3 separate regions of the Homo sapiens genome follow, and regions 2 and 3 are each linked to region 1. A link is an interaction called in ENCODE POLR2A ChIA-PET data of the cell type or tissue named here. Cell type or tissue: MCF 10A. All regions are shown on one strand. Links, peaks and the distances in the headings refer to the core of each region. The heading gives the core; the rest is flanking DNA. Region 1 holds the start of BAG6 (BAG cochaperone 6). Region 2 overlaps NOTCH4 (notch receptor 4). Region 3 holds the start of ATF6B (activating transcription factor 6 beta).

Region 1 (9,880 bases), core at 2,165-7,164:
CTGGGGCTGGGCCAGGAGTGAGCTCCGGGTTCTGGGCTGGGGCACGCTCCTCCACTTCTTCTGCCTCCATGGGCTCCCGGGGAGGTGCTTCACTTTCAACTGGTTCTGATGTTTGAGAGCTCAAGGCTACTGGCTCCGGGGTCACAGCCGGTGGCTGCGGGGGCGGCTGACTGTGCTGCGGTTGGGGCCCTCCTCGACACTGAAGGTAGGGGAGAGTCAGGATACCAAAGGCAGGGTAAGACTGCTGCAGAGGATTACTCTACAGGAGACTGAACAGAGAAAGTATCCTAACTAGACTCCCTGAAGGCATGGCTCTGCAATTTTATCTCCGACTCGCTAGCAACTAGCATAAGACTGACACAAATTAGATGCATAATAAGCATCTGTAATTTTTTTTTTTTTTTTTGAGACAGAGTCTCGCTCTGTTGCCCAGGCTGGAGTGCAGTGGCATGATCTCAGCTCACTGTAACCTCCGCCTCCCAGGTTCAAGAAATTCTCTTGCCTCAGCCTTCTAAGTAGCCAGGCCTACAGGCGCGTGCCACCACACCCAACTAATTTTTGTACTTGTAGTAGAGACAGGGTTTCACCATGTTGGCCAGGCTGGATTGGAACTCCTGACCACACGTTATCCCCCTGCCATGGCGACCCAAAGTGCTGGGATTACAGGCAGGAGCCACCACACCCGGCCACAGCATCTGTAATATTTGTAAATAAATTTCTAACAAAGAGTAGAGATTGTGGTTTCCTTTCCTCCACAAGTTGGTTTCCCAGCCTCCACAAGTTAAGAGAGTAGAATCCTTTAATTGAAAAGAGATGCCATGAGACTAAGTCTGAAACAAACTCCCCAGATACCAGGCACCAAGAGGATTGGCAGAAATGAGAGAGCCTCACAAAGATACTTTTTCTGCCCAAAAGAATGAATACTGCAGAGAAGACTAGATTATGAAGGCCAAACCCTGTGGATGTGGCCAGTGAAGCCCTAACTCCCAGGCTGAGAGAAAAGGGAGAGGGAGGGTGGAGAGAGACCCTAGCCAGCCTTGCCCACTTACCTCCATCCGGGATAGTAAGGTCTGTATATCCCTGATCATGTGCTGAGCCATCACCAGCCGTACCCGGGGCTCACTCTACAATGAGAGAAGGTTTATCAGGGTAGGTTACAGATGAAGCCATGAGTTCTACCACCTACTAAATCAGGTCCCAGCCATCTCTCAGCCAGGTCCACCCCACCTCCCAGCCTCCTTCTCCCAGATCCCCTTCCCTGACCCTCGGAGGCCCCTCAATACCTGAATCGGGGCCTGTTCCATGTTGATGTGAACATCCACAGCAGAGCCGTCACTCTGGGGAAAGGGTAAGGGAAGTTGTTCTGGGAGAAGCCAACACTAAGGCCTCCACACCTCCAATTCATTCCCTGGAGCCCTACCTCCTTTTCTCCTTAAAGACTGAGACCAATAGCACACCACAGGGCCCCCTGAACCCAATCTAAAGATGGAAGCATCTATCTTATTAATTCCCTGGTGCTACCACAACCAAAGCTACCCACAAAAGCCCTCCCCTGTGGAACATAAGCTTACAGGAAGATTGAAGGTTCCAACCATGACATAGCTGTTGGCATTCCGGTCATGAACAGAGGCCCCAGGCCCCCGAGTACCAGGGGGGGATCCCCCACCATGAGTGGCTGAGGCAGACCCCGTCCCAGAAGATGCCCCAGAAGGGAGGTGAGTCTGAGGAGGAGCCCGTTCCACCAGGTGGATAACCTTTCCCCCAACATCTGCAGAAAAATAGACACACACCAAAACATAGTATGAACAGGTAAACCCATGGCCTCAGTTCATCCCTCCAGACAGTAGCCCCAACCTCTGAACTGCCTCCCCAGCCCCCTTACTGTATTCCTGAAGCTTCTTATCATCTTGCAGAACTCGTCCCTGGTAAATGAGCCGTTGTTTTTCAGATGGGATGCTGACAGAGGCAGCAATGTGCTCCTTAAACTCTTTTACATTCATCTGAAAAGAAGAGGCATGCACAGGAATGGAAAGAATGGAGGAAAGAGGAAGAACAAAGACAGACAACCGAGTTGTGGAGGTGAGGGGTAAAAACCACCACAGAATCACTACCCGTTTGTCTTGACCGTGAGATCATTACTGTGCAAACCCTTAAACTAAAGTAACAGCTGTCAAAATACAGACAATAAATTTGGCTTGGCGCGGTGGCTCACACCTGTAATCCCAGCACTTTGGGAGGCCAAGGCAGGCAGATCACATTAGGTCAGGAGTTCGAGACCAGCCTGGCCAACATGGTAAAACCCCTTTTTTACCAAAAATACAAAAAAATAAGCCAGGCATGGTGGTCGCCTGTAATCCCAGCTACTAGGGAGGCTGAAGCAAGAGAATCACTTGAATTCGGGAGGCGGAGGTTGCAGTGAGCCGAGATCGCATCACTACACTCTAGCCTGGGTGACAGAGAGGGACTCCATCTCAAAAAATTAAATAAATAAACTTAATGAAGCTCAGGTTATAGATCCAGGAAAAATAACACGGATGAAAAACAAAAAAAAAACACATGGACATTATATTATCTGTCTGGCATCCAAGGGAGTATGTGTCTAGAGACATCAGTGACCCCTTTCCAAACACAAGATGATACCAGTTTATTTACCAGACTCTCCTGTGATTTCCAAGATTAAAAAATGGCAAAGAAGATGGGGTCTGGTATCAGGTTAATGAAGAAAGACTAAGAAGATAAGAAAGCAAAAAAGGTCCCAGCACAGTGGCTCACACCTGTAATCCCAGCACTTTGGGAGGCCGAGGCAGGTGGATCACCTGAGGTCAGGAGTTCAAGACCAGCCTGGCCAACACGGTAAAACCCTGTCTCTACTAAAAATACAAAAATTAGCCGGGCGTGGTAGTAGGCGTCGTCTGTAATCCCAGATACTCAGGAGGCTGAGGCAGGAAAATTGCTTGAACCCAGGAGGCAGAGGTTGCAGTGAGCTGAGATTGCGCCCCAGCCCTCCATCCTGGGCAACAAGAGCAAAACTCCATCTCAAAAAAAAAAAAAAAAGCAAAAAGAGAAATATTTTTCCTAACTACAAACTGACTCTTGGGAAGTACCAGAGTATTTATATACATCTAATCACAAGTCTATATATGGCTTTCTTATATCCAGGTAATATCACATTTTAGAAAACCATGGACCACCCCACATGCAATTTGTCTCCAAGTATTACAGGAGTAAAGACACAGATAGCTATGTCCAAGGCTTTAAGCTCAAGAGACTCAAGCTATGCCATAAAAATTAGTAATTTCACTCAACAGTCTATCAAGGACCTATCTCCATTATGGGTTCTGATTTCTACCCTTTAAGAACACAGCATAGACCTGACCAATGTCTATCAGTAAGACACACTTGCTTAGGGTTCCTGTGCTGTTTCCCTTCCCAAAGGCCAGAGCCATGCCTGTCCCTTTGGGTTGGGGTCCACCCATGATGATGACACACAGATTCTTCCTTCCTCTGTATTTCCCTCTGCATTAAGTTCTATCCATGTGGAGGACAGAACAAAATCAGCCTCACTCACAAAACATCAGAAAACGTTCTACTGGAATACGAACAAAGGGATCAATAAAAATAAAATCTGAGGCCAGGTGCGGTGGCTCATGCCTGTAATACCAGCACTTTGGGAGGCCGAGGAGGGCACATCACCTGAGGTAAGGAGTTCGAGACCAGCCTGACCAACATGGTGAAACCCCGTCTCTACTAAAAATACAAAAATCAGCTGGGTATAGTGGCACACGCCTATAATCCCAGCTACTCAGGAGGCTGAGATAGGAAAATCGCTTGAACCCAAGAGGTGGAAGTTTCAGTGAGTCGAGATCGCGCCACTGCACTCCAGCCTGGAAGACAGGGCGTGACTCCATCTCAAAAAAAAGAAAAAAAAAGAAAATCTGGTGACCAGAAAATCAAGCTCATCTCTCAGGCTAAGGGGCCTAAACGAGGAAAAGCTAAAGGTGTCTTCCAGAACTAGTGAGGTGTCTCACCTGGGCCCCCACAATAAAGGTACGAGTTTGAGAGTCCAAGGTCTTCACCAACACCTCCAAGCTGTCAGGCTCCTCCACAGCGGTACTGGTACTATCATTAGGCTCCATGGCCGACAGGTCTCTAAAGAAGAACGAAGGAAGGAAGGCCCGCTGTTGCCCAGACCAGAGTGTACCCGAAAGACTCCCTAGCATTAATCCCTGCCCCAATACCTAAAAAGTTTCTCCTGCACACACACACATTCACACCTGTCCCCATCCCCCTTCTGATTCCGGGGCACAGGGAGAGAAACACAAAGGGCAGGAGATCGACGGCTTAGGGAGCTGGAGGACGAGAGGTGGGAGGGGCTCCACGACGCCAATCACAATAAGCAGGGAGCCAGTCAGATTAGGAAGGAAGCACGAGACCAGAGACTAGTGTCATCACCGGTCACGGCAGGACAAGCGCCCCAGAGGTCGGAAAATCCTGGGACAACGCGAAAGCGGTGGTCGCCCCACACTCTGCGGAGAAAGTGGTTTCGCGCACGCGCGCCACGCCCATCGAACCCTCCTAACTCACTATAGACCCGAAACGGCACTCACGGGGCGACAGACCTGCTAGCTGACTGCCCGCGTCTACTGCCTTCCCACGGTGTTCCAGCAGAACGGCACAACTAACCCACAGCCAAACACACACACACACACACACACACACACACACACACACACCCACCACCCCGCGGCTCCGCCCCCGACTTCCCCACGGACCGTCACTTCCGGTCTCCCCCAAACCTGCCACCGACGGCCACTTCCGTTTCCCCGATAGTATTTGGGGATCTCGAAGCGATACTTCCGGCTCCCCCCAGGTCCCCAAGCTTTACTTTTGTGGGGCACGACGAGAAAGTCCGCAGCCCCAAACAGTGAGTTTCTGAGGGCGAGTCGGGCCGGGGCCGGCCTAGGTGGGAGGGAGCCGAGCACCCCGAGGAGCCGCCACCGCTGTCGCCCGGGGGACCGTACTACGCCTGCGTGCGTCGCACTACGGATGCGTGGACACTTAAGCATCGCCCCACCCCCTCCCCCCTCTGGCGGCGTTCACGTCTGTGCGCGCGCTTGAGCGCTAGAAGATTGAGGTGGCTACCGTAAATGCCTGAAAAACAGTCACCAGCTGGGACTCTACCACTGCCTCGAGAGGGGCTATGGACGGTCGTATGGACCTTGGACTTTGGAGATGGGGGATTATGCCACATTCATCTATGTTTAAATCTTGGCAGGCTGATAATTTCAGGCGGCACTGTCCTAGCCAGCTAAAACTCTTCTCCACCCTATTGCCCTCGCTGCGCCCTTTCTTCTGTGCCTCCGGAAGTTACTCTTTCAGTAGGCGTTTGGGGGCGGCACTGGTCAATTTTGTTCTCGGTTGCTTGGTTGGGCTAGATTTCGGTTCTGCCGGGTGGGCGTTTTAAGGGCTGTGGGCGTCACATTCGTCGGTGTGTGGCCAAGGGGACATGACACGTTTTAGGAAAAGTAAACGTGCTACTAAGTTGCACGACTTGTCAAGAAAAGAGGCGCTTCCGAGTTTGAGAATTGGGAGCAAATGGAGTCCGAGTGGACAGAAAGACAAGACCCTGACCGTGGGGAATTTAAAGGCCGGCCAGCGTGCTTCCGAAGGCCGGGGGTGGAGGCATTACCGCCTCTCCGTGCCCTCTTCTCTTAACCTGCCCTGGGCCAAGGGCCTCGGCCCCGCGAAACTGCGAGTCCTCCAGAAAGACACATCGCTGTTGGGGTGTCCAACCTTTCTGGGATTCGTAGTTTATACCCAGGTCCTGGTTATATTTTAGTTAAGAGTTCTAATAAGCAGCTGTTTAATGAGCACTTGTGCCAGCCCATATACTACGGGTTTTGTGTATTATTTTAAAAAGCCTTTTAACGAGCTTTTAACATTTTTTAAGTGAGTACACTTAGACGAACATAAGTGTCAGAATTGACAAATCCAGGCCTACAGGACTCCAGATCGAGCACTTGTACTTTACTGCCCCAATAAAAAGCTGTTAACATTTTAGCTTATTTTTTTGAGAGAGGGTCTCGCTTTGTCGCCCAGGCTGGAGTGCAGTGGCGCAATCACAACTCACTGTAGCCTCTGCCTCCCGAGCCCAACCGATCTTCCCACCTCAGCCTCCCTAGTAGGGACCACAGATGCACACCACCACACCTGGCTAATTTTATTTTTATAGAGATGGGGTCTTGCTATGTTGCCCAGCCTGGTCTTGCAGACTTGGCCTCCCAAAGTGCTGGGATTATAGGTGTGAGCTACTGTGCCTAACCACATTTTAGCTTTTTATTACAAAAATTTTCGGCCGGGCGCAGTGACTCACACTTGGGAGGATGAGGCGGGTGGATCACGAGGTCAGGAGTTCAAGACCAGCCTGGCCAAAATGGTGAAACCCCATCTCTACTAAAAATACAAAAATTAGCCTGGCGTGGTGGCGGGCGCCTGTAATCCCAGCTACTTGGGAGGCTGAGGCAGAGAATTGCTTTGAACCCGGGAGGTGGAGATTGCAGTGAGCCAAGATCGCGCCACTGCACTCCAGCTTGGGCAACAGAACGAGACTCCCATCTCAAAAAAAAAAAAAAAAAAATTCAAACATTACACCAAAATAGAACAGTATTAATAAACTCTAATATACTGGTCACCCAAATTTTGTTTGTTTTTTAACTAAATCGCAAGCCTCAGCCCTCGGCAAATTTTTTGTGGCAGTCCATGGGATATAAATTTATCAAGCTAGGTGTGGTGGCTCATGCCTGTAATCCCAACACTTTAGGAGGCTAAGGTGGGCCGACTGCTTGAGCTCAGGAGTTTAATACCAGCCTGGGGCAACATGGTGAAACTCCGTGTCTACAAAAAATTAGCTAGGCGTGATGGCGTGCACCTATACCTCCTACTCGGGAATCATCTGAGCCGGGGAAGTCAAAGTCATGCCTGGGCGACAGAGTGAGACCCTGTCTTAAAAATAAATAAGTAAATAAATAATCTATCGAGGAAGATCCATCTCTCACAGCATTAACTGCTCCAGTCACTTGGTGCTATCCAAGGACAACCTATTTGGCAATTCTTACTGCCTATTATTTGAGAACTTATTACCCACCAGAAACTAAGTGCTTTGCAAACATTACTATTAATTATAGCAAATATATACTTTGGACTTACCATGTGCAAGTCTTTGCTAAGGGCTTTATGTGCATTATTTCATTTAATCCTATAAGATTGATGATTTGCCAATTTTACAGATGAAAAAACAGACATAGCAGTTAGGGGTTGGTGGTGTTTTGTTTGTTTGGAGACAGAGTCTCTGTCGCCCAAGCTGGAGTGCAGTGGCACAATCAGGGCTCATTGCAGCCTCGACATCCCAGGCTCAAGCAATCCTCCCTCCTCAGCCTCCCTAGTAGCTGGGACTACAGGCGTGTGCCACCACATCGGCTAATTTTTGTATTTTTTGTAGAGACAGAGTTTTGCCATGTAGCCCAGGCTGGTTTTGAACTCCTGGGCTCAAGCCATCCGCCCACCTTGGCCTCTCAAAGTGCTGAGATTACAGGCATGAGCTACCTGCCCTGCCTGTAGTTAGGGTTTGGACACATTCTGCCTGACACCAACATCTATCCTCTCTAACAGCCAGATTACATAGCCTCTTTGTAGTAATAAATGTTGAGTGAATGTGTCAGTGAACACTGCCAGGGTATACATATTTTTCTAATTGTAAACTAAAGAGAGCAATCCACCGTGCCCCAGCACCTGCATCATACCTGTTCTAAAGCATTTACCAAGTTGTATTGCAATGGTTTGTCTACACAGCTAGTTTTCCCTCTAACGACTTCTTCAAGATCAGGGGCTATGTCTTATTCGTTTTTTTATGTCCCCGGGGATTAGCTAGTTCTTGGGAAACAACTGGGACTTGGGATTCAAAACAGTTTGCTAAGTGAATGAATGAGAGGCCCAGTCAAGCTACTTCCCTTCAGTGCTGCACAGTGCAACAAATAACCAGCTCAGATACAGGTTCAAAGACCACAGGCTTCTCCCTGGACAGCTCAGCTCTCCTCATAACTCCTGAGAAACCCTGGACATGCCAGGGTGTACTATGGAGTGGTTGCATCCGGAAGAGGGGGAGGAAGTCCCAAACACTAAGTAATCCAGGTTTGGGTTGGAAAACAAGGTTGAAGTTACTCATTAGCAGGTGAAAGGGTCAAGGGTCGAACGCAAGGGAGCTGAAAGCAGAGTGGACTGAGCAGCCAGTAGGGGAGAGAGCAGTTAAGGCACACAGAGCACCAGCTCCCTCCTGCCTGAAGATGTTCCACCAAATTTGGGCAGCTCTGCTCTACTTCTATGGTATTATCCTTAACTCCATCTACCAGTGCCCTGAGCACAGTCAACTGACAACTCTGGGCGTGGATGGGAAGGAGGTATGGACTGAGATTGGGGGAAGCCTATGGTGGAGGCTCTGAGGGACTTGGGTGGATGGCCTAGGATGACTGGAGACCATCTTGGGAAAGGAAGAGAGGAAGGGGGTGTGAGTGTTGTGATAATGAAAGCAAGAAGAAAAATATCAGTACTGTGGCCATCAATGCAGAGGCATGGCAGAATTGGGGGGTGGGGTGGTTACCCAGGTTGACTGGGGAGGGGCAAAGAGGAAAAGTCATTTAATGACTCTTTGTCATGGATCCAATCCCCAGTTGGAAAGAGGAAGGCAGCCAACACCTCTACCCCTAAATCTTGCTGTTTTGACTGATGAAGAGGTTGAACCCATCCTGTGCTGGAACCCACCCTCTTTTGCTCCCTTCATTGTCTCTCCAGTTCCCAGAGGTCCACTTGGGCCAGTGGTACTTTATCGCAGGGGCAGCTCCCACCAAGGAGGAGTTGGCAACTTTTGACCCTGTGGACAACATTGTCTTCAATATGGCTGCTGGCTCTGCCCCGATGCAGCTCCACCTTCGTGCTACCATCCGCATGTGAGTGGTAAGGAGGCAGAAGCATCACTGGGTTCAGTCTCTGCCCAAAGTGTGAGAATCCACCCACCAAGAGCTGGCCTCTTAGCTGGTATATCTACTATGCTTGGCCCACGGAATTCAGTGGCTGTATTAATTGCCCTCTGGAGAAAGATGTGCCTAACCAATGCTTGGTAGCTTGAAACCCAAGGAGAGCTGGGCTTCAATAACAAATACAATGGAGTAAATAGAAGCCGGGACAGGCCAGACGTGGTGGCTCACGCCTGTAATCCCAGCACTTTGGGAGGCTGAGGCGGACAGATCACGAGGTCAGGAGATCGAGACCATCCTGGCTAACACAGTGAAACCCCGTCTCTACTAAAAATATAAAAAACTAGCTGGGCATGGTGGTGGGCACCTGTAGTCCCAGCTACTCACGAGGTTGAGGCAGGAGAATGGCGTGAACCCGGGAGGCAGAGCTTGCAGTGAGCCGAGATGGCGCCACTGCACTCCAGCCTGGGCAACAGAGTGAGACTCTGTCTCAAAAAAAAAAAAAAGAAGCTGGGACACTATGGTTGGGGTGATGCTCATTCTTTCCTCCTTGCCACCACCACCTCTGCAGGAAAGATGGGCTCTGTGTGCCCCGGAAATGGATCTACCACCTGACTGAAGGGAGCACAGATCTCAGAACTGAAGGTTGGTTCTTCCCAGCCCTCACCCTCCCTTGAGTTTGGTTCTGCATCTCTGTTCTCATACTTCTCCCACCTGCCTTGACAGGCCGCCCTGACATGAAGACTGAGCTCTTTTCCAGCTCATGCCCAGGTGGAATCATGCTGAATGAGACAGGCCAGGGTTACCAGCGCTTTCTCCTCTACAGTGAGTAGGGATACAAGGCAGGAAGGGTT
Region 2 (9,880 bases), core at 2,801-7,800, 540 kb after region 1:
TGTTCTACTTAATTAAAACCGAAGAGGGGGGCTGGGGGAGATAATTAGGGAGGTCTCCAGCCGCTGCTTAATGAGCCAGTAATTAACCAGCCGGGGAGGGGAGCTGGCCTCTGGCCAGACTGGGGAGAGAAAAGGCCTCTGGCCTCACCTTCCTACCTTTCACCCCGCCTGGGCCCCCCAGATACCAGTCTGCAGTCCAGAGGGGAATTATATTTATTCACACAACCAAAACATCAGACAGACTCAGCAGCAGTGGGGAGGGAGGGTGGGCAGGGCTGAAGGTCCATTCACAGCCCGTAAACCCCTCAGTCTCAGGGATCGGGGGTGCTGGTAGTGGGACTGGGAGAATAGTCTTAATCTCTCAGGTGCCCACCCACCTTCCCTTCTTACTGGGAGGAAGGGTAGAGCTGTCTCTCAGGTTATAACCTCTCAGGTGGAGGCCTGAGCCCTCAGACCCTACTGCCTAGTAGCTTGACAACTGGTGGTGTCCCCACAAGTTAGGGAAAAGACTCCCAGCCACTCCTTGAGATGGGTGCCTGGGATCCCCCTTACTGCCTCAAGCTCCCATGGACCTGTGGGCGGGGAGTTAAATCCCTGTTCCATCTCGCCTGTTCCCAGAGTTTGAGGACTTTCACCCTGTCCAGTTCCCAGGGAAGGTGATGTGGGAGATGAATATTGAGATTTGTGCCGTGTCTTTCAGTCTCTGGTACCCCTGCCAAGCAAGAGTTGAGGGCATGCAATGGGCTGCCCAGCTTTGAGACCAGTGGCAAGGAAGGGCTGGTTGGGGCTCAAGTCTCAGCAGGTGTGTGTGGGGGGCCGGGACCTTTGCTCCTCCATTCGACCCCCACCCTGAACTCTCAGCAGCAACTCCAGGAGCTCTTGCCCCCCTGGAGGGAGGGGAGGCTCTGACCGCTGGGCTTCCATCCGCTGGCACTGGAGGAGTGGAGGGAGAGGGAGAGCTTTGGTGAGGGTCTGAGAGGAGGAGGTTCTTGAGAGGATCAAGGGTTGGTATGGGGAGGCATATAGGAAACCTGTGAAGGCGATGGGGTGCCTAGGGAGAAACAGGAGTAGAGCCCCAAAGAGAACAGGGGCCAAGAGACCAGGAGGCCTGGGTTTGCCTCCTGGGGGGATGTCTTACCTGGTGACTGAGGATAGTGCTGTAAAGCTGTTCTCTGTCCTCGAGAGGACGGAGTGGGGCAGGGGCTAGGCTTGAGGGGTTTTGGGGGGTGTAGAAGGTGGCCCTCTGCTCCTCCAGGCGGCGGGACTGGGCTTCAGCCACCAGGTCCAGAAGGAGTTCAGTCTGCAGGGAGAGCAGGGAGGCCGAGCGGGGTCCCAGGGCTGGGGAGAGGGGTGTGGAGGGCTCAGAGACCCAGAGAGGTTGGCAGACAGGAGCCGTGGGGGAGTGTGGACAGGGTGACGTGATTAGGGACTTTGGATCAGAGGAGAGGGGGTGCAATGGGGAATCCCAAGGGGAGTCTGGAGGAGGTGGGGAGAGGGCCCACAATGGAGTGGGCCTTGGTAATGGGGTCAGGATGTGGGCACTAGGGTCGGGGCTCTCCCTGGGTGGGTAGGGGTACCTGTGTGGCGGGTCCCTGGAGGAGGAGGGGATGGAGGAGCAGATCGCCAAGGCCGAGTGGTGGAGTTTGGAGGGGGCCAGCCTTCCTCATCCTGAGGGGGGCCCTGATGCCAAAATATGTCCATTCTAGTCAAGCAGTGGTGGTTGAAGCGGGAGGAGTGGACAGGGGGCTAGGCCAGTGGCCCGTTTCCTCTCTGTGTGTCTCTGTTCCTGCCTCAGTTTGCCCAAGCCTTTCAAGGCCCCTGTGTCCCTACATTTCTGCCCCAGGTCCTCTCACCTCCCTTCTTTCCCAGTGTCAGCCTCCCCAACCCCGTGCCCAGCTCACCTGCTCACCATCCTCTTCTTCCTGGGGTCTCTCAGCCTCCATCCCCTAGAGGGGAGAAACTGGTGGGGGAGGGGTGGCTGGGATTTGGGAGGAGGGCTGGAACCTTGGGTTCCTGAGGGGAGTGGGGGCTGGAAGGGGTGGGGGTGAGCTGGGGGCTGGATGCCTGGGTACTGAGCAGGAAGCTGGGTTCCTGGTCAGCCCCCCCACGGGCCCCGCCCATCCCTGTCAACTTCCTCCATTCTCTTCCCACCCAAACAGCTTGTTCAGTCTCTCTCGCCCCAGGGCAGCACTGAGACTGGGAAAAACTCCTCCAGCTGCAGGAGTGGAGGGGGCTCATGGTGGGGAAGGACTCCTGGCGGTCTCATCTCCAGAGCCTCAGTAGTCCCCTAATCCCTGGCTCTGCTCCCTCCACCCCACCTCCTCTTCTGCTCTTTCTGTCAACACAGGAACTAGCTACACAGGAAGTGGTTTCACTCCTCAGAATCCCCCTCCCCCCAGCCAGGTCCCTTCCCTCCCTAAGATAGACCCTGGTGTAGGATTTGGCCCTCCCGATCTTCCCTCTTACTTACCGGGACTGGGAGGGGCATGGTTCCAGTGGGAAGTGGAGGATTCAGATCCAGGGATGTGGAGCTCTCAAATATATACATAAAACCCTAGCACCGGGTCCAACACATAGTAAGTATTCAATATATATGTATTGAATAATCATCCCTGACCTCTAGGTATTTAAAATCTATTCAGGAGATGGCCGGCTGCGGTGGCTCACACCTGTAATCCTAGCACTTCGGGAGGCTGAGGCGGGTGGATTGCCTGAGCTCAGGAGTTGGAGACCAGCCTGGGGAACATGGTGAAACCCCATCTTTACTAAAATACAAAAAATTAGCTGGGCGTGGCCACATGCGCCTGTAATCCCAGCTACTCAGGAGGTTGAGGCAGGAGAATTGCTTGAACCCGGGAGGCGGAGGTTGCGGTGAACTGAGATTGTGCCACTGCGCTCCAGCCTAGGTGACAGAGCGAGACTCCGTCTCCAAAATAAAATAAAATAAAAAATACACTCTATTCAGGAGACAAGATGTGTACCAAATAGAGTACGGGAAGGGTTCATTTTGGAAACTTATAGTTTAGTGCAGACAAGGGGCAGGGGAAATTTTATTTTGGGCATAAGAGATATAGATATGGAACAATGAGAGGCTGAGGTAGGAAGATTGCTTGAGCCCAGGAGGTTGTGGCTGCAGTGAGCCATTTGTGCCACTGCACTCCAGGCTGGGCAACAGAGCAATACCCTGTTTCAGAAAAAGAAAGAAATGAAATGAAATTGAAAAGGGAGAGGACTACCTCTCTGGCTTGGTCTTTGATCAATGCTAATCAGGCTGGTTGGCATCAAGGAAGGAGCAGGGCAGACAACCATTTGGTACCTCTAAATGGCAACCTGTCATGTTAGGGAGTTTATAGCTGAGTGATTTGGAATGTGAAATGTGATGAAGAGATCTGGTCCTGCCGCTTATTCCTTGCAATCTTGGGCAGATCTCTGTGCCTCAATTTCTGAGTGAAATAGGGTTTTAATAGCACCTACTTCATAGGGTTGATGTATTAATAATGTAATGAAGCACTTGATGCATAGTGAATACTTAATAAACTGTAGATATTATTGGCTTTCAAAATGCCTCATGACTCCATGTTTCAAACCTAGCAACATATTGCTGCAAGGTGGACAAAGTTTCAAGATACTCTCTCCATCTACTTGACTTGTGGCCTTAGGAATCTCCTAAGTGGCCATAAGTAAAAGCCCTAGGATGAGGGACAAAGTGTGTGCATCATCTAGTGCAGTGGTCTCCTACCTTTTTGGCACCAGGGAAGAGTTTCGTGGAAGACAATTATTCCATGGTCGGTGGCGACGGAGGGCTGGTTTCAGGATGAAACTGTTCCACCCCAGATCATTAGGCATTAGATTCCCGTAAGAAGCGAGAAACTTAGATCCCTTGCATGCACAGTTCACAATAGGGTTCGAGTTCCTATGAGAATTTAATGCTTATGCTGATCTGACAGGAGGTGGAGCTTGGGCAGTAATGCTTGCTCACCTCCTGCTGTGTGGCCCAGTTCCTAAGAGGCCATGGACCAGTACCAGTCTGTGGCCCAAGGGTTGGGGACCCCTGACCTAGTGTGTGCGGTTTCTCCCTTGGCTACTAGATTCTTGCTTTCAGATAATACCCTAAATTATCATAGGGCCCCTAAATATACTTATTCTTGCTTTTAAACTATACTTACATCCTCCATCCAATCCAAATGCTGAGCCAAAAGCACAAAATGCTGACATTATGCAGTCACTCCCATCTTTTTTCCCATTCTTCTCCCCAATTCCTCCAAAAAAAGGTAACACTTCAAATCAGCTTTATTATGGGTGACAGATTTAGGGTTCTTAAATAGCGATAGCAGTGGCTAGAAGAAGCGCTTCATCCCCACAGTGGAGTTCTTTGTTGTGAGGGGAGGGAATGCAAGGAGTCATCAGCGGGGGTGGCCCTTGGCCACTTTTCAGCACCTACACAGTGCCTGGCACATAGTAGGTGCCCAATAAATATTTGTCAGCCATTTGTGGGCAGTGGGGACAATGGATCATAGGGGCACCCTTTGGAAACCATATATAGGAAAGAACATCTTACATCCCATATGCCTGCAATTCTTGGTTCCAACTTAGGGGTATTTCCACTCCACTCTGCCCTCCTGTGGCCTGTCTTATTTTCTGGAGGAGGACTGGGCCTGCCTCATCCTAGCATCTTAAACCCTCTTTCCAGAGCTGCAGCTTCTCCACGTGGAAGATGTCTGCTCTGGTGGGCATACATTCATTTTAGGAGAGAAACTAAACTCACAACCCTTCATTTTGGGGGATCCATCTTAAAACCAGGAAGGCCTTCCAGCCTGCCTTTTAATGGGTAATCATTTTTGGAATTCCTCCCTACCATGTATTCTTCTATTTTTTACCCTCTCCTCCTTGGTTTATGGGCATTTCTTGGAGGGCTGGGGGACCACAGTCAAGTTGAGGTGATCCCCGCTCCGGGGACGGAGTAAGGCAAGGAGGCGGGATCGGAATGTTGGAGGCAGAACCGCAAGCTCCCAGGGCCACCCAATCACAGGGCCAGTCATCCGTTGAGACCCTGCCTCCGCGCCCGGCAGCCACTCCGTATCTTCCTCGCATTATCGCAGGGTTGGGCCGAGGCCCGCGCATGCCTGCAGAAAACCTACGGCCGCGAGGGGTCGGGCCTCCTCCTGCTCCTACTCCCGAGAGGCTCCGGCAATGAGAATAGGCCCCGCCCCCCCGCGCAGCCAAGTCTACGGACCAAGTCCGAGCCTGCAGACAAGCTCCGCCCCCACGAGGGCCTGCTCCGGCTGACAGCGTCCGGCAGCGCGGCAGAGCCCCGCCCCCATGCGGGGGCACGCTTACTGACACCGTCCGTGCGCGCGGGAAGGGCCCAGCCTCGCGGCCCGGCGTGGCTTTGTGACGGGCCTCTGGTGGCCCAGCCCCTTCCAGCAGCGTCAGCAGATCCCAGTGGTTACGTTGGTGAGCGACGTCCGCCGGCGCTAGCCCAGCCTGGTCCCGCAGCTCTCGGGCTGCCCCCAGCCCCAGCAGTAGCTGGGCTACTTCCACCGCTCCTTCCCGCGCCGCCAGGAATAGCGGCGTCTGCTCCTGTACAGAAGAGCCAGGGCCGATATCAGGGAAGGCCACGCCCACAGGACTGGGCCTTTCTGCCTTCACTTGCGCGACCACTGGCCCCTATCCCTTCAGGCTTTGCGGGTTACCGCACTTTCCATCTCTCGTGCGCCTGACTGTTTTGTGGGAAGCCCTCTGTCCCATCTAACCCTGTTGTCCTGGGCATCTTTATCGGCTCCGGCCTGGAGAAGCGAGCGGGCGGCTCGGGCGTTGTTCACGGCAGCAGCCCAGTGCAGCGCAGTTTTCCCTAGGGGACGACGTGGGAGGTTGTTACCCCAGTTGGGGGCCAGACGCCTGGGTTCCGGTTTCCCACGGGTTCTGGCCTTGGGGGAAGGGCTATTCGGGCCGGCTGGTCCCTCAAAGGCGGGAAGCGTTGCCCAGGAGACCACCGGCCTGCAGGAAGTGTTGCCCTGGTGACGTCACCAGTGCGCGGGAGGGACAATGGGGCATTGTTCTGGGGTCGGTGAGACCGGGAGACAGTCTCCCCCCACGAGATTCCCCCCCCTTTCCACAGACACTGTGTTCCATGCCAGTTCCCCAGTAAGCTGGAGCGGAGGGCCAGTGTGGTGTTGAGGGTGGGAGTTGGGGGGGGAAACTCACGCGGCCCGTACTTCCACCGCATCTCAGATTGACCGCCGTAACAGCAGGATGAGAGGGAATGCCCCTCTGCTGCACCTATATTTTGCACGCTATCTCCCACCCCATCTGCTCAACTTCTCTATAGCATACATCACCCCTTCCTCTACATACCCCATTTATCTCTGGCCCCCACGTCTGCTTGGGCTGCAATCAGTTCTTCAACCAGGTCTTCCACCGCCAGCCTGGCAGCCAGCATCAAGGGTGTGGTCCCGTCCTCTGTGCGAGCGTCCACTGCAGTTTGTCTGCTACGGAGCAGAAGCTGGGGAGACAGAGGGCCAGTGACCCCTGGGGTACCTTGGACTGCCAACTCGAGTTCCTTACACTATTAACCCCACTCGCAATCCATATTCAGCCATCCTCCGCAGTTTCCCTGTCAGGTTCCCAATCACACCAATTTCCTCCTTGTCAAACTCTAGGGGATGCTTCTGTCCAGCTTTACTTGTAAGCTCGCCCCATTCCCTGTAGGGACCTCAGTGTGTGCTAACCTGGCAGACCTCCCGAGCATCAGCAGCCACAGCAGCATGAAGGGGTGTGCGCCCTGCCCGGTCTGGCTGGTTGGGGTTGGCTCCAGCCTCAAGGAGGCGGCGGGCAGCGGTTGGCCGGGAGAATCGGGCAGCCAGGTGCAGGGGGGTCTCCCCAGTGCCCACGGTGTGAGCCTGGGGACAGGCCCCTCCATCCAGCAGAGGTTCCCAGGGCTCAGGACATCCCAACCATGCCCCTTGGAAGGTCCCGGACTGTACTTCCCCACAGCAAACTGCTGACATCAGGGGTGTCACCCCATCTGTTGGTAAGACAGAGTAATGGGTCAATCTAAAGGACACAACAAGGGGGAAGGGACAACATGTAAGCTCAGAGAGAATCAAAACCTGAGGTGTTGGGAAGCTAAGTTCTGGCTCTGTGTGGCTTTAGCCAAGTGACTTTTCTGCTTTTCTCTGACTTCAGTTTCTTCCTCTGTAAAAGGAACCTGCAGCTTAATTCTCTGACATTCCAGGGCAGTGGTTTTCTCTTTTTTTTTTTTTTTTTTCTGAGACGGAGTCTCGCCCTGTCACCCAGGCTGGAGTGCAGTGGCGCGATCTCGGCTCACTGCAAGCTCCTCCTCCCAGGTTCACGCCATTCTCCTGCCTTAGCCTCCAGAGCAGCTGGGACTACAGGCTCCCGCCACCACGCCCGGCTAATTTTTTGTATTTTTAGTAGAGACGGGGTTTCACTGTGTTAGCCAGGATGGTCTCGATCTCCTGACCTTGTGATCCACCCGCCTTGGCCTCCCAAAGTGCTGGGATTACAGGCGTGAGCCACCACGCCCGGCCTAGCAGTGGTTTTCTCAAACGAGTCTGGATCAGATTCACCTGAAGGGCTTGTTAAAACAGATTGCCTAACATTTTAAATTCCTGAGTCAGTAGCTCTGTAGTGGAGCCCAATAATTTGCATTTCTGACAAATTCCCAGGTGATGCTGATTTTGCTGTCTGAGGACCACACTTTGAGAATCATTGTTCTAAGGCACTCAGTCTAAAATTATTTCCTCTAGTTCTGATATTAAAGGACTCTCTGATTCTAATAGGGTCAAAGGACTTTTTTTTTTTTTCTTGGTCTGGGTTGACTCACATACCAGGTCCACGGGTGTCCAGGTCAGGGGCTTCCATCTCAGATTCCTGGGGAGGAGTTAGCATGGCTGCCTGAGGGAGCGCCCCACAGCCACCACTCAGAGACCAGAGCTGGCACGTGGAGGGTGGGCCTGTTTCTTCAGCCTTTGGGTAACAGCAAGGATCAGTGAAGGTTGATTTGCCCTTTCATCCCTTCCATCACCTCCAGACCATTCTTGCCCCAGCCCTTTCACCTGGCCCACCTCCTCTCCCTCCTCAGGGCCTGAGCACATCACAACTCCATCCTCATCAACTTCTGCCTTTGGCTTCAGTGCCCTGGAAAGGAATGGGTGGGTAGAGGTTACACGGAATTATGACCATCAGGGTCTCCAAAATTTCCAGCAGGCTTCCCACCCCTCTCTCCTTCCCCTATCTTTGACTTCTGCAATAGTATTTCTTATCTTTTCTGATTGTAAATATCGCCATAGGAGAGACTCCCCTTCCTGAGCCTGGGTTTCTCCTCATTCTCACTTGAGACCAATGCTGTCCTCGCCTAGTGGGGGCCGGCGTCGGTGGGGAGCTGACTGAGTCCGAGGCCGTCGAGTGAAACCAGGGGGCAGCCAGAGAGCTCCATGCTCTCGGCGTCGACGCCGGATGAGCTGGAGGACGAGAAGAGCCCCTAGGGCCAGGAGAATCACCCCGGCCACTGGGGAGCACAGCACAGGCCAGGGAAGCTGGTTGGCAGGGGGTGCTGGTGGGAGAGACAGAGTCACAAAGAGAGGCCACTCCTGGTGAGACTGATTACTATTGGGAGACCTTTGGACAAGTTTAGTAGCCGGTCTTTGCCTCGGTTTCCTTATCTGCAAAATGGGGATGATAATATAGATTGAGGTTGGGCACAGTGGCTCATGCCTGTAATCCCAGCACTTTGGGAAGCTGAGGCAGGTGGATCATATGAGGCCAGGAGTTCGAGACCAGCCTGGCCAACATGGCAAAACCCCCTCTCTACTAAAAATATAAAAATTAGTGGCTGGGTGTAGTGGCTTACTCCTATAATCTCAGCACTTTGGGAGGCTGAGGCGGGTGGATCATGAGGTCAGGAGATCGAGACCATCCTGGCTAACATGGTGAAACCCTGTCTCTACTAAAAATACAAAAAATTAGCCAGGTGTGGTGGCGGGCACCTGTAGTCCCAGCTACTTGGGAGGCTGAGGCAGGAGAATGGCGTGAACTTGGGAGGTGGAGCTTGCAGTGAGCCGAGATCGCGCCACTGCACTCCGGCCTGGGCGACAAGGCAAGACTCTGTCTCAAACAAAACAAAACAAAAACAAAAAAAATTATCAGGGCATGGTGGCATGCCATTGTAATTCCAGCTACTCAGTAGTCTGAAGCAAGAGAATTGCTTAAACCCAGGAGGCAGAGGTTGCAGTGAGCTGAGATGGCGTCACTGTACTCCAGTGTGGCTGACAGAGTAAGACTGTCTCAGAAAACAAACACACAAAAAAAGGCTGAGTATCCATAACCCCAATCCCAAATCTGAAATGTTCCAAAGTCTGAAACTTTTAGAGTACCAACATAACGCTCAAAGGAAATGCTCATTGTAGCATTTGGATGTTGTATTAGGGATGCTGAACCAGTAAGTATAATGCAAATATTCCAAAATAAATCCGAAATCTGAAACACTTTTGTTCCCAAGCATTTCAGATAAGGGATACTCAACCAGCAGTACGTGCCTCATGGGGTTGTGGGGGAGGATTAAATGAGGTAACAATGTAAAATGCTTAGAGTAAGGCACAAAGTACGATATAGCAGTTATTTTTCTTTTTTTTTTTTTGAGATGGAGTCTCCCTCTGTCGCCCAGGCTGGAGTGCAGTGGCGCGATCTCGGCTCACTGCAAGCTCCACCTCCCAGGTTCACGCCATTCTCCTGCCTCAGCCTCCTGAGTAGCTGAGACTACAAGCACCCGCCACCACAGCCGGCTAATTTTTTTATTTTTAGTAGAGACAGGGTTTCACCGCATTAGCCAGGATGGTCTCAATCTCCTGACCTCGTGATC
Region 3 (9,880 bases), core at 2,347-7,346, 480 kb after region 1:
CAGGAGAATCACTTGAACCTGGGAGGTGGAGGTTGCAGTGAGCTGAGACCACACCACTGCACTTCAGCCCGAGCGACAGTGTGAGACTCTGTCTCAACAACAACAAAAATGTTTATAATAAAATGTTGGGTGGAGGGGAATCACACAGATACATATGCCCTAAACTGCTCACAAGTTTTTAAAAAGTAAGTTGAATGGCATGACAGAATACTAGGAACAAGAAAAAGAGAGAAAAATAATATCCATCTCCTCAGCACTGCCCTTGCTGTGGTTCCCTGAAATGTTTCCTCTCCTTCCTGCCTTCCCTCCTGGTTTTCTGCCATTTCCCCTCCCCACCTTTTTCTCCCTGTCCTGCTGCCTGCACTTCCCCTCCATCTACACACATACACACACACACATAACACATTCTCCCGTAGTAGAGCCAAGGATTGGGGGCAGGCTGTTTTATTACCTGAGGAATCATCAGAGGTGGGGATAACGTTGATCTGGACGGTTTCAAATGAGGATGTTGGGTCATCTCCCAGGAGACACAGTGGGGGTGCCAAGGACTCTGTCTTCACATGGAGCACCTCCCCTACCCCAAGAGCCTGGGTGAGAGTTGGTGTGGGGCAGGGGGCAGAAAGAAGGGCAAAAAACAAGGGAGATGTTGACAGTAAGAGCGAGAACAAAAGCTTTAGAAGTTTAGGGCTTACAAGCCATCAATTATTTGACATTCTGGTCTGAATGGTACTGACCATCTTTCTAACCTGTTCATTCTTTCTACTTTATTTCTGGGAGAATTGATGAAGTCTCATGACTTCAAATATGGCCTCAGAGTGGACAACTTGGGCAAGAACAGTTCCAGAATTCTCAGCAGTCAATAACTCTCTTCTTCCCAGCCCCACATAACTCTTTATATTAAAAAGACCCAAGATCAGGCGTGGTGGCTTATACCTGTAATCCAAGCACTTTGGGATGCCAAGGTGGGAGGATCACTTGAGCCCAGGAGTTTAAGTCCACTCTGGGCAACATAGGAAGACCCCATTTTTACAAACAATAAAAAAAATTAGCCAGACATGGTGGCATGTGTCTGTGGTCCCAACTACTCAGGAGGCTGAGGCAGGAGGATCACCTGAGCTCAGGAGGTCAAGGCTACAGTGAGCTGTGACCCTGTCACTACACTGTAGTTTGGGTGACAGAGGGAGGCCCTATCTCAAAAAAAAGCAAAAAACAAAAAACAAACAAACAAAAAAATCTTCACTGCTAGATAACCAAAGGGGATGTGGAAAATGAAGATATTAAGGAAACGGCAAAGGTAGTGGAGAAGGCCCCCCACACCTCACACACCTCATGACTCATAGCACACAAATCATTTAAATCATTTCTTTGTCACCCACGGGTGAAGGGAATGAAGCAGAGTCCCCGTCACAGAGAGTAAGAGGGATATGGCTCTCTCACCTCGCTGGATGGCTCTGTGGAGAGACGCGATGACTCGGAGCTGAGGGAGGAGGAAGAGCAGGGGGAAGATGGCTCAGACTTCACCTGAAGATCTGGAGGAAAGGGAGTTAGAAATTATCAGGAAGCAGAGCTTAAGAAGAGTCCAAAAAGTACCCAAGGACATGTCGGTGGGGATTCCTGTACCGCAGCAAGGGAGAAGAAACAAAAATAGGGGATTGAAGGAGAGAGGATAGGCACTTATGTAGAAGCGTGAGGATATAGGAAGCTACGTAGTTTCTGGGAAACAGTGGGAAGATGAGGGTTTCTGGAAATCTGAGGGAACGACAAAGACTACCTTACCTGGGAAGATCGGCAGGAGTTCCCATGGGGGCTCAGAGGGGCTGACATCCATCCCCACGTCCAGGGAGCTGCCGTCAAACTAAATAAGGGAGGATACAAGAGGGCAGGAGTGTGAGAAAGGATGAGAAAGTAGGGGTGACTCCAGATGAGTTATGGCCTGTGAATGGGTCCAGGTTCTGGGCTCACTTTCCACCCACCAAGGGTTAGAGAAAGGCTGGGGACACAATACCGGGACATCCTGCTCCGGGCAACGGAAGAGCTGCGTCTGCTCCTCGGCCACTTCATCTAGGCCAGAATACAAGGTGCTGTCTGCAAGAAATGCTGAGCGTCGGGGGGTCGTTCGGTGGCCCCAGCCTACAGATCGCACACAAGCCCCCGCCCCATCCCTCATTGGCTCCGCTCGGCCAGACCCACCGCCCGCCCACTTGAAAAGTGATACAACCAGGGCGCTTCAGCCCCTCCTTCCCCGACCCCGGAACAACTCGACGTTCCAGCAGGGAGCAGAGTTCTTCCCTGACTTTTGTATCCCCCTTAATGCACAACGAGCCCCCTGCTCCGCTCTCCTTCAGATGGCGGATTCCGTATTTGCCCAGACTTCCTCTTTAGGCCCCCGCTTCTTTCCCGCGTGCCTCAGGGACAGTTTGCCACAGCCCTCTCCCCTCCCCGGTGCCTCACTCTGCAGACCCCAGTCCTCCGGGCTAAGCAGGTTGTCGGTGAAGAAACGCGTCGGGTCAGCAATCTCGCTGAGCAGCATCAGCTCCGCCATCTTTCCCCCCCACCCCCCAACCAGGAGACGGTTCCCAAGGCCCGCCTCTCCCCATCACCAACTAATCAGTTGACTCTTTCAAAAAAGGGGGCGTCCCGGAAGCTCTACCGACCAGTAAGAGACCTGGGTGCTGAGCACGTGAATCAACAGATGCGGATGACTGTGTAGGCGGGCCCAATGGGAGCACAGCAGCAGGAAGTAACTTCCAGACAGTGCCATACCGCCAAGCGCATGCGCCAAACAGGCTCCAGTGATAAAGCGCCTGGGAGATGTAGTACCCAGTATTAAGGTCCACCATCTCCCCCAGCCACTACTAAGTTTAGTTTAGACAGCTTCTATGTGTCCTCGGAGATAGATAAGCCCCTCAAAAGGGGCGCACTGTGACCACTGCTACCTCCCCTAGGAAGCCAAAAGCTGAGAATGGGATATGGGCTGAAACCTTCCCTCTGGCCCCCCACCCCCAAATCTCACAGCACAGACCACAATTCACAAGTTCCTGTCTCTTTTAAGGTTTAACTTTTAATCAGCCAAACATCTTGCGCAGACCCTGAGCCAGCCCTGCATCCTGGTTCTTCCCCTGAATGACCACCTTCCCCAGTTCCTCCTGGGCTGCCCGGTTTTTGGGATCTATCGCCAGCACCTTCTTGAGGTCAGCAGTTGCTTTTTCCAGGTTCCCAAGGGCAGCCTGGGCAACCCCCCTTCGGTATAAGGCCTTTAAATGGCCAGGCTCCCGCTCCAACACCCGGTCACAGCTCTGGGCTGCCAACTGAGGCTGCCCTAGCAACAACTGACAGGCAGCCAGATTGGCATGAAGGACAGTTCGTTCTGGAGGGCCAGGTGGGGGTAAAGTCAGGAGCAGCCGAAGAGCCCGTCCATAGCATCGGGCAGCTCCTTCAGGGTTCCCAGCTCGAAATAGTTCTGTGCCCCTTGCACGTTCTTCCCTGGCCAGGGCTTCCTTCTCGCTAGTCTCCAGCTCCCAGGAGTCTCGGCCTTGAGTGAAGGATGCCAGTGTGAGCCTGACAGGAGGTCCAGAGTGCCCAGGCAGCTGAAGCTCTGCTTCCTCACCTTGACACATGGACTCCAAGCATTTCTCTATGAGCTCCCCCCAAGTTTCCTCCCTCCATGGCCCTACGCCCATAGTTAGCTCTGTCCAGCCCTCTGGCGGCCCTGATCCGAAAGGAAACCCCAAAGCCAGTACCCGGCAGCAGGAGCCTAGTTTGGGTTTGTCCAAGCCATGGCCACGGATTACGATCTTCTTGACAAAGCTCCCATCGGGGCAGTACCAGAGATCAGAAGCTTGAAGGGCCTCTGGCATCTGACTGGTTGATCCATGAGACTTATGAGAGTCTCCTTCAAGTTCAGCAACCAGTTTTTCAGCTCCTTGAGTATGCTCTAGAATTTGGCTGGCTGGATCTGGGCTTACTTCCAGCTCAAGCGTTTCGGTAGGAGGGTCTCGGGGCTGCTGCCTAATCTGAATAACTGAATCAAGGTTCTCCCGAAGGTTCTTTTCCCACTCTTGTTGCGGCTGAGAGGTGTCCTTTTCTCCAATTGTATTGACTGGTGGCGTCTCCATATGGATGCTTAGTCCCTTCCACGGTGAGTGAACAGTTTTGGTCAGAAAGGGATGAACCAGGTTCAGGTCAGCACCTGAAAAGAAAACCAAACAATGCTAATAGCAGGGTTCTTATTTAGACTCCTTTCTCGTCCTTTCCCATTCTTCTGAGACCCAGGCCCCTAGTCCTGAAAGTCCCCAGTTTTGCTTTCCTCCAAAAATCTGCTCCAGCTTCCCCGTTCCACCCACATATAATTTAGAACTATAAATTCCACAATTCCCTGCGGTTAAGGTAGCCGCGCCAACTACGGACACCCGGTCGGGTCAATAAGTACCTGCGCGGCCAAAGTGCCTAGCATGGTGACAGGAGGAGCCGGGCCATTCGAATCACCTCTCCTTCCAAAGCTAAATGGCTACTGAATGCTGCCCTCGGAGCCTTGCCCCACGCGGAGAGGGCAGCCGGAGAGGGGCGCGGTGCGGGAGGCGGGGGTAGGGGGCGGAACAACTGGGAAAGATACTGACAACTAACCCTGGAGCCCGCGAGACTCCGAATCTAGTCAAATTCCTGGCAGCCAATCGGGAGAAGGGAGGAATCTGGTTAGCCCGCCTATTGAACGTGACATCATTTCCTCCGCAACCATGAAGCTCCAGGCCTTAGCAACTGAACTAGGCCAGAGCAACCGAACTAGGCAGAATCGAACAGAATTTGGCGCGGTCGGGCTGGCCAGGCTGCTCAAGAGTCAAAGTGGGCCAACATGGTGAGACCCTGTCTCTACTAAAAATACAAAAATTAGTAGGTCATGGTGGCGCGCGCCTGTAATCCCAACTACTCGGAAGGCTGAAACAGGAGAATCGCTTGAACCCGGGAGACAGACGTTGCAGTGAGCCGAGATCACACCATTGCACTCCAGCCTGGGCGACAGAGCGAGACTAGAGACTCCGTCTCAAACAAAAAAAAAAAAAAAAAAAAAAAAAAAAGGTGGGCCGGGCGCGGTGGCTCACGCCTGTAATCCCAGCACTTTGGGAGGTTGAGGTCAGGAGTTCAAGACCAGCCTGGCCAACATGGTGAAACCCCGTCTCTACTAAAAATGCAAAAATAGCTCGGCGTGATGGCGGGCGCCTATATCCCAGCTACCCAGGAGGCTGAGGCAGGAGAATGGCTTACCTGGGAAGCGGAGGTTGCAGTGAGCCGAGATCGCGCCATTGCACTCCAGCTTTGGCAACTGAGACTCTGGGAGGCTGAGGTGGGCGGATCACGAGGTCAGGTGATCGAGACCATCCTGGCAACATGGTGAAATCTCGTCTCTACTAAAAATACAAAAAGTTAGCTGGGCATGGTGGCGTGTGCCTGTAATCCCAGCTACTTGGGAGGCTGAGGTGGGAGAATCGCTTGAACCAGGGAGTCGGAGGTTGCAGTGAGCCGAGATGGTGCCACTGCAATCCAGCCTGGCGACAGAGCAAGATTCCCGCCTCAAAAATAAATAAATAAATAAATAAAAAGCCGGGCATCGCGCACGCCTGTAATCCCAGCAATTTGGGAGGCCGAGGCGGCGGGGGGGGGCGGGGCGGGGGGAGGGGGCGGGGCGGCGGGGGGATCACTTGAGGTCAGGGGTTCGAGACCAGCCTGGACAACATGGTGAAACCCCGTCTCTACTAAAAATACAAAAAATTAGCTGGGCGTGGTGGCGGGCACCTATAGTCCCAGCTACCCGGGAGGCTGAGGCAGGAGAATGGCATGAACCCGGAAGGCGGAGCTTGCGGTGAGCCAAGATCGTGCCACTGCGCTCCAGCCTGGGCGACAGCGCAAGACTCCGTCTCAAACAAACAAACAAACAAACAAAAAGTCAAAGTGTAGAGAAGTCCTGGAATGGAGACTGGGGGCGGATGACAATAGAGTGGAGAATGGCAGAGGTCGTGGTAAATGATAGTGGCAGCAGCCTTTTATCTGGAGACTTCAGGCCCTCCTATGCTAACTATCTTTATGTTCAGAGCTCATTCAGTACAGGGTGTTCTCCAGGATAAAACCTCGGGACTCTCTCTCCAACCGGCCCTGTCCCTTGGGTGACTACCTGAGGCTTCTCTTTACCTTTCCTTTCACATCCATCATTGCCTTTCAAGTCCTCCTTCATCAAGAAATCTTAGTGCTTTTCAAACATAAGTGTGCATACATATCACCTAGGGAACTTGTTAAGTTGCAGATTATGATTTAGGAAGTCTGTTGTGGGGCCTGTGATTCTGCATTTCAATAAGCTGGTTAATGCAGATGCTGCTGGTTCATAAACCGTATGTTTTTCTTTTTTTTTTTTTTTTTTTAGAGAGATGGGGTCTGCTGTGTTTACCAGGCTGGTCTCAAACTCCTGGCCTCAAGCCATCATCCCATCTCAGCCTCCCAAAGTGCTGGGATTATAGGTGTGAGCCACCACACCCAGCAATGAACCAATGGGATGAGATTCTAGAACAGTCTCATCCCATTGTCTTCTCCCCTGGCTCTGTGCCCCTTTAGTTTATCCTACATTTTACATGTATAACTGGTGTGACCTGCTCCACTGGATGTTGCAGGTTCTCCTCCTAATAGAAGATGTAGAGACCTATTGTGATTCAGTCTTGCTTGTCCAGCTACCTACACAGCCTGGGCTACCACAGTTCTCCAGGAAAGAAGGATCCCTCTCTTGAGTACCTCACTTTGGCTCCCTCTTAAGTTTGCTCTCACCATTGTGCCTCAGACTATAAAAACCATGCCAGGACAGCCAGGAAGGGAGACGGTTTCATCATTAGCCAAAGACTTGTGTCAAAACAATTCTCTCCCTGGTTTTGTTTGTTTGTTTTTGTTTTTTTGTTTTTTGTTTTTTTTGAGACGGAGTATCACTCTGTCACGCAGGCTGGAGTGCACTGGCGAGATCTCGGCTCATTACAACCTCTGCCTCCCAGGTTCAAGCGATTATCCTGCCTCAGCCTCCCAAGTAGCGGGGATGACAGGCACCTGCCACCATGCCTGGCTAATTTTTGTATTTTTAGTGAAGATGGGGTTTCACCATGTCAGCCAGGCTGGTCTCAAACTCCCGACCAGAAGTGATCTGCCCACCTCGGCTTCCCAAAGTGTTGGGATTACAGGCGTGAGCCACGGCGCCAAGGCAGGCGGATCACTTTAGGTCAGGAGTTTGAGACCAGCCTGGCCAACATGGTGAAACCCCGTCTCTACTAAAAATACAAAAATTAGCTGGTGTGGCGCATGCCTGTAGTCCCAGCTACTCAGGAGACTGAGGCAGGAGAATCGCTTGAACCTGGGAGGCGGAGGTTGCAGTGAGCTGAGATCGCGCCACTGCACGGAGGCCGAGGCGAGCGGATCACAAGGTCAATATGGTGAAACTCCGTCTCTATTAAAAATTCAAAAATTAGCCTGGCGTGGTGGCACACGCCTATAGTCCCAGCTACTTGGGAGGCTGAGACAGAAGAATCGCTTGAACCCAGGAGGCGGAGGTTGCAGTGAGCCAAGATCACACCATTGCACTCCAGCCTGGGCGACACAGCAAGACTCTGTCTCAAAAAATAAATAAATAAATAAACACAAATACAAATATAGGCATTGAAACCCCTAAAAAAAACCTAATCCAAATCATCATGTATGAAAATATTTCTCTTTTTAAAAATATGGCCCATCAAGAGGTAAGCACAAACTTAAAGTTTTAGAAGAGTTCCCCAGAGAAGATAGCCATGGACCTGTAGATTCCCCCTAGTCTTAACTTGAGAAACACAGGACTAGGAAGGGACCAACAACCTGTGAAGATTCAGAAATAGGAAAGAGTGGCCAGGCGCAGTGGCTCATGCCTGTCATCCCAGCACTTTGGGAGGCCAAGGTGGGTGGATCACTCGAGGTCAGGAGTTTGAGACCAGTCGGGCCAACATGGTGAAACCCCGTCTTTACTAAAAATACAAAAATTAGGCTGGTGTGGAGGTGTGTGCCTGTAGTCTCAGCTACTTAGGAGGCTGAGGCAGGAGAATCGCTTGAACCCGGGAGGCAGAGGTTGCAGTGAGCCGAGATCACACCACTGCACTTCAGCCTGGCGACAAAGTCGCCTTATCCAATTTCCTTTCCTTTCCTGAGGTAGAAAGGAATTTGAGAAATTCTGTCTCAAAATAATAATTTGTAAAAAAAGAAATAAGAAAGAGTATAGGCTCTCCCCCAAAGTGTAGATACTACATGCTTGTTGACTGACTCACACTATCTCCCTCAAGTCTAATTGTGCCAGAGCTCAGCTCTTTGGAGGCAGTCATCAAGGAATCAAGACGAAAGAGAGCCACAAACCAGGAAGATTATATCCTTAAGCCTGGCTAGAGAACAAGACATTTGAGAAAGATACATAAAGAGGATGACAAGTGAAATTTGCTTATCTGTTGGGATAGATGCTTGGACTGGAAAGTGGGGAAACAGCAATGTCTCTCTCCTCTCCCTTTCCCCTAAAGATTTGAGAATGAAATGGAAGATGAGCAGGCATGAGAGGAAGAGATGAAAAGGAATCTTCTTCCCCAAGGGACTGGATCCAGTCTCTTCTTGTCACTACAAATTGTCCTCTGCTCCCTCTCTTCCTTTGGTGTTGCAGGGACCAACATCACCAATACCTCCAGAAATCGTGTGAATGCAAATGGGACATACTTACCCCGTCTTGCTACACAGAAACCTCTCGAAAAGTGAGACTCTGGGTTAAGAAGGTCAAAGAGGGCCAGGTGCAGTGGCTCACGCCTGTAATCCCAGCACTTTGGGAGGCCAAGGTGGGCAGATCACATGAGGTCAGGAGTTCGAGACCAGCCTGGTCAACATTGTAAAACCCCATCTCTACTAATAAAATATAAAAATTAGCCAGGTGTGGTAGCGGGCGCCTGTAATCCCAGCTACTTGGGAGGCTGAGGCAGGAGAATCGCTTGAACCTGGGAGGCAGAGGTTGCAGTGAGCCAGGATCACACCATTGCACTCCAACCTGGGCAATAGTGTGAAACTCCGTCTCAAAAAAAAAAAAAAGGTCAAAGAGACATCTAGGAGAATGCAAGAACTTGGGAGGAGGGCAATAATTCTGCTCTCTATGATTGCAGAATGTTAACTCCATTTTGGAACAATTCTCCACTCCTTTAAGTGAAGAAAATTGGACTGAGGGAAACCATATTTGACAAGTTTCTGGGGATTTACCTGCAAATATATTTACATCTTACCTGGAGTCACTTCCCTCCTTCCTTTTTTCTGGGTCCTCCCCTTCTAAGATGGCTCAGAGAAACTGGCCATACTCTGTTATTCTCCTTGTTCTATCCCAGAAGGGCATTGTTTGCCTTCATTCAAGACCTAACCTGAAGCCTGGGCAACATAGAGACCCTGCCTCTACAAAATAAAAATTAGCTAGGCAGGGTGGTGCACCTGTAGTCCTAGCTATTCAGGAGGCTAAGGCGGAAGGATTACTTGAGCCCAGGAGTTGAGACTGCAGTGAGCTAGGATCACACCACTGTACCCCAGCCTGGGCAACAGAGTGAGACCCTGTCTTTTAAAAAAAAAAAAAAAAAAAAAAAAAAGAGTTAACCTGAGGCAGAACCCAAGGAGAGGTTCAGGAGCTGGCTTGAGGTAGTTTGCCAGCTAGTGGTTGTTTCATCTTGTTCCTGCACACAGAGCATATGATGCTTGCCCTCTAAATGGATGAAGTAGAATTTTTTTCTTATTCATTCAGTAGCCCTTATTGAATACCCAGAATTTGCCAGTGAAATATGGAGACAAATACGGAGAATCCCCACCAGTAATCTAATGAGAG

Evidence for each region. ChIA-PET counts read pairs that join two places held together with the same protein. Peaks named below come from ENCODE experiments on the same cell type or tissue, not always from the same donor. Only the 100,000 strongest peaks of a DNase experiment are listed, where the experiment ranks them.
Region 2: POLR2A ChIA-PET joins it to region 1 with 12 read pairs; 5 of 35 experiments call an interaction of 5 or more read pairs at or near these places.
Region 3: POLR2A ChIA-PET joins it to region 1 with 12 read pairs; 5 of 35 experiments call an interaction of 5 or more read pairs at or near these places.

Annotation. Positions count from the first base shown.
Region 1 is chr6:31,647,628-31,657,507 of GRCh38, forward strand. BAG6 (BAG cochaperone 6) reads right to left here and starts at 5,034. Exons shown (of 26, transcript NM_001387994.1): 1 at 4,797-5,034; 2 at 4,029-4,149; 3 at 1,883-2,000; 4 at 1,572-1,768; 5 at 1,284-1,337; 6 at 1,050-1,124; 7 at 1-199. The coding sequence starts at 4,136. It overlaps APOM (apolipoprotein M), which reads left to right and starts at 8,267. Exons shown (of 6, transcript NM_019101.3): 1 at 8,267-8,453; 2 at 8,845-8,999; 3 at 9,598-9,671; 4 at 9,753-9,851. The coding sequence starts at 8,340. RefSeq lists enhancers at 3,903-4,482, 4,483-5,062, 5,063-5,642. In MCF 10A, for the core only: no CTCF peak of the experiment used is centred there; DNase peaks (open chromatin) are centred at 4,384, 4,824 and 5,094.
Region 2 is chr6:32,190,571-32,200,450 of GRCh38, forward strand. It overlaps NOTCH4 (notch receptor 4), which reads right to left. Exons shown (of 30, transcript NM_004557.4): 24 at 8,356-8,575; 25 at 8,079-8,160; 26 at 7,851-7,989; 27 at 6,729-7,024; 28 at 6,355-6,502; 29 at 5,754-5,851; 30 at 4,273-5,580. The coding sequence ends at 4,867. It overlaps GPSM3 (G protein signaling modulator 3), which reads right to left and starts at 2,073. Exons shown (of 4, transcript NM_001276501.2): 1 at 1,902-2,073; 2 at 1,578-1,680; 3 at 1,139-1,338; 4 at 196-933. The coding sequence starts at 1,943. The coding sequence ends at 796. RefSeq lists a silencer at 374-552 and enhancers at 5,018-5,798, 5,799-6,580, 6,581-7,361. In MCF 10A, for the core only: a CTCF peak has its summit at 4,609 (motif pointing left); DNase peaks (open chromatin) are centred at 4,631 and 5,211.
Region 3 is chr6:32,125,666-32,135,545 of GRCh38, forward strand. ATF6B (activating transcription factor 6 beta) reads right to left here and starts at 2,581. Exons shown (of 18, transcript NM_004381.5): 1 at 2,452-2,581; 2 at 2,006-2,085; 3 at 1,777-1,855; 4 at 1,438-1,529; 5 at 452-587. The coding sequence starts at 2,542. FKBPL (FKBP prolyl isomerase like) reads right to left here and starts at 4,623. Exons shown (of 2, transcript NM_022110.4): 1 at 4,430-4,623; 2 at 3,042-4,189. The coding sequence starts at 4,115. The coding sequence ends at 3,066. RefSeq lists a cis regulatory region at 5,840-6,287 and a silencer at 6,003-6,211. In MCF 10A, for the core only: no CTCF peak of the experiment used is centred there; DNase peaks (open chromatin) are centred at 2,676 and 4,686.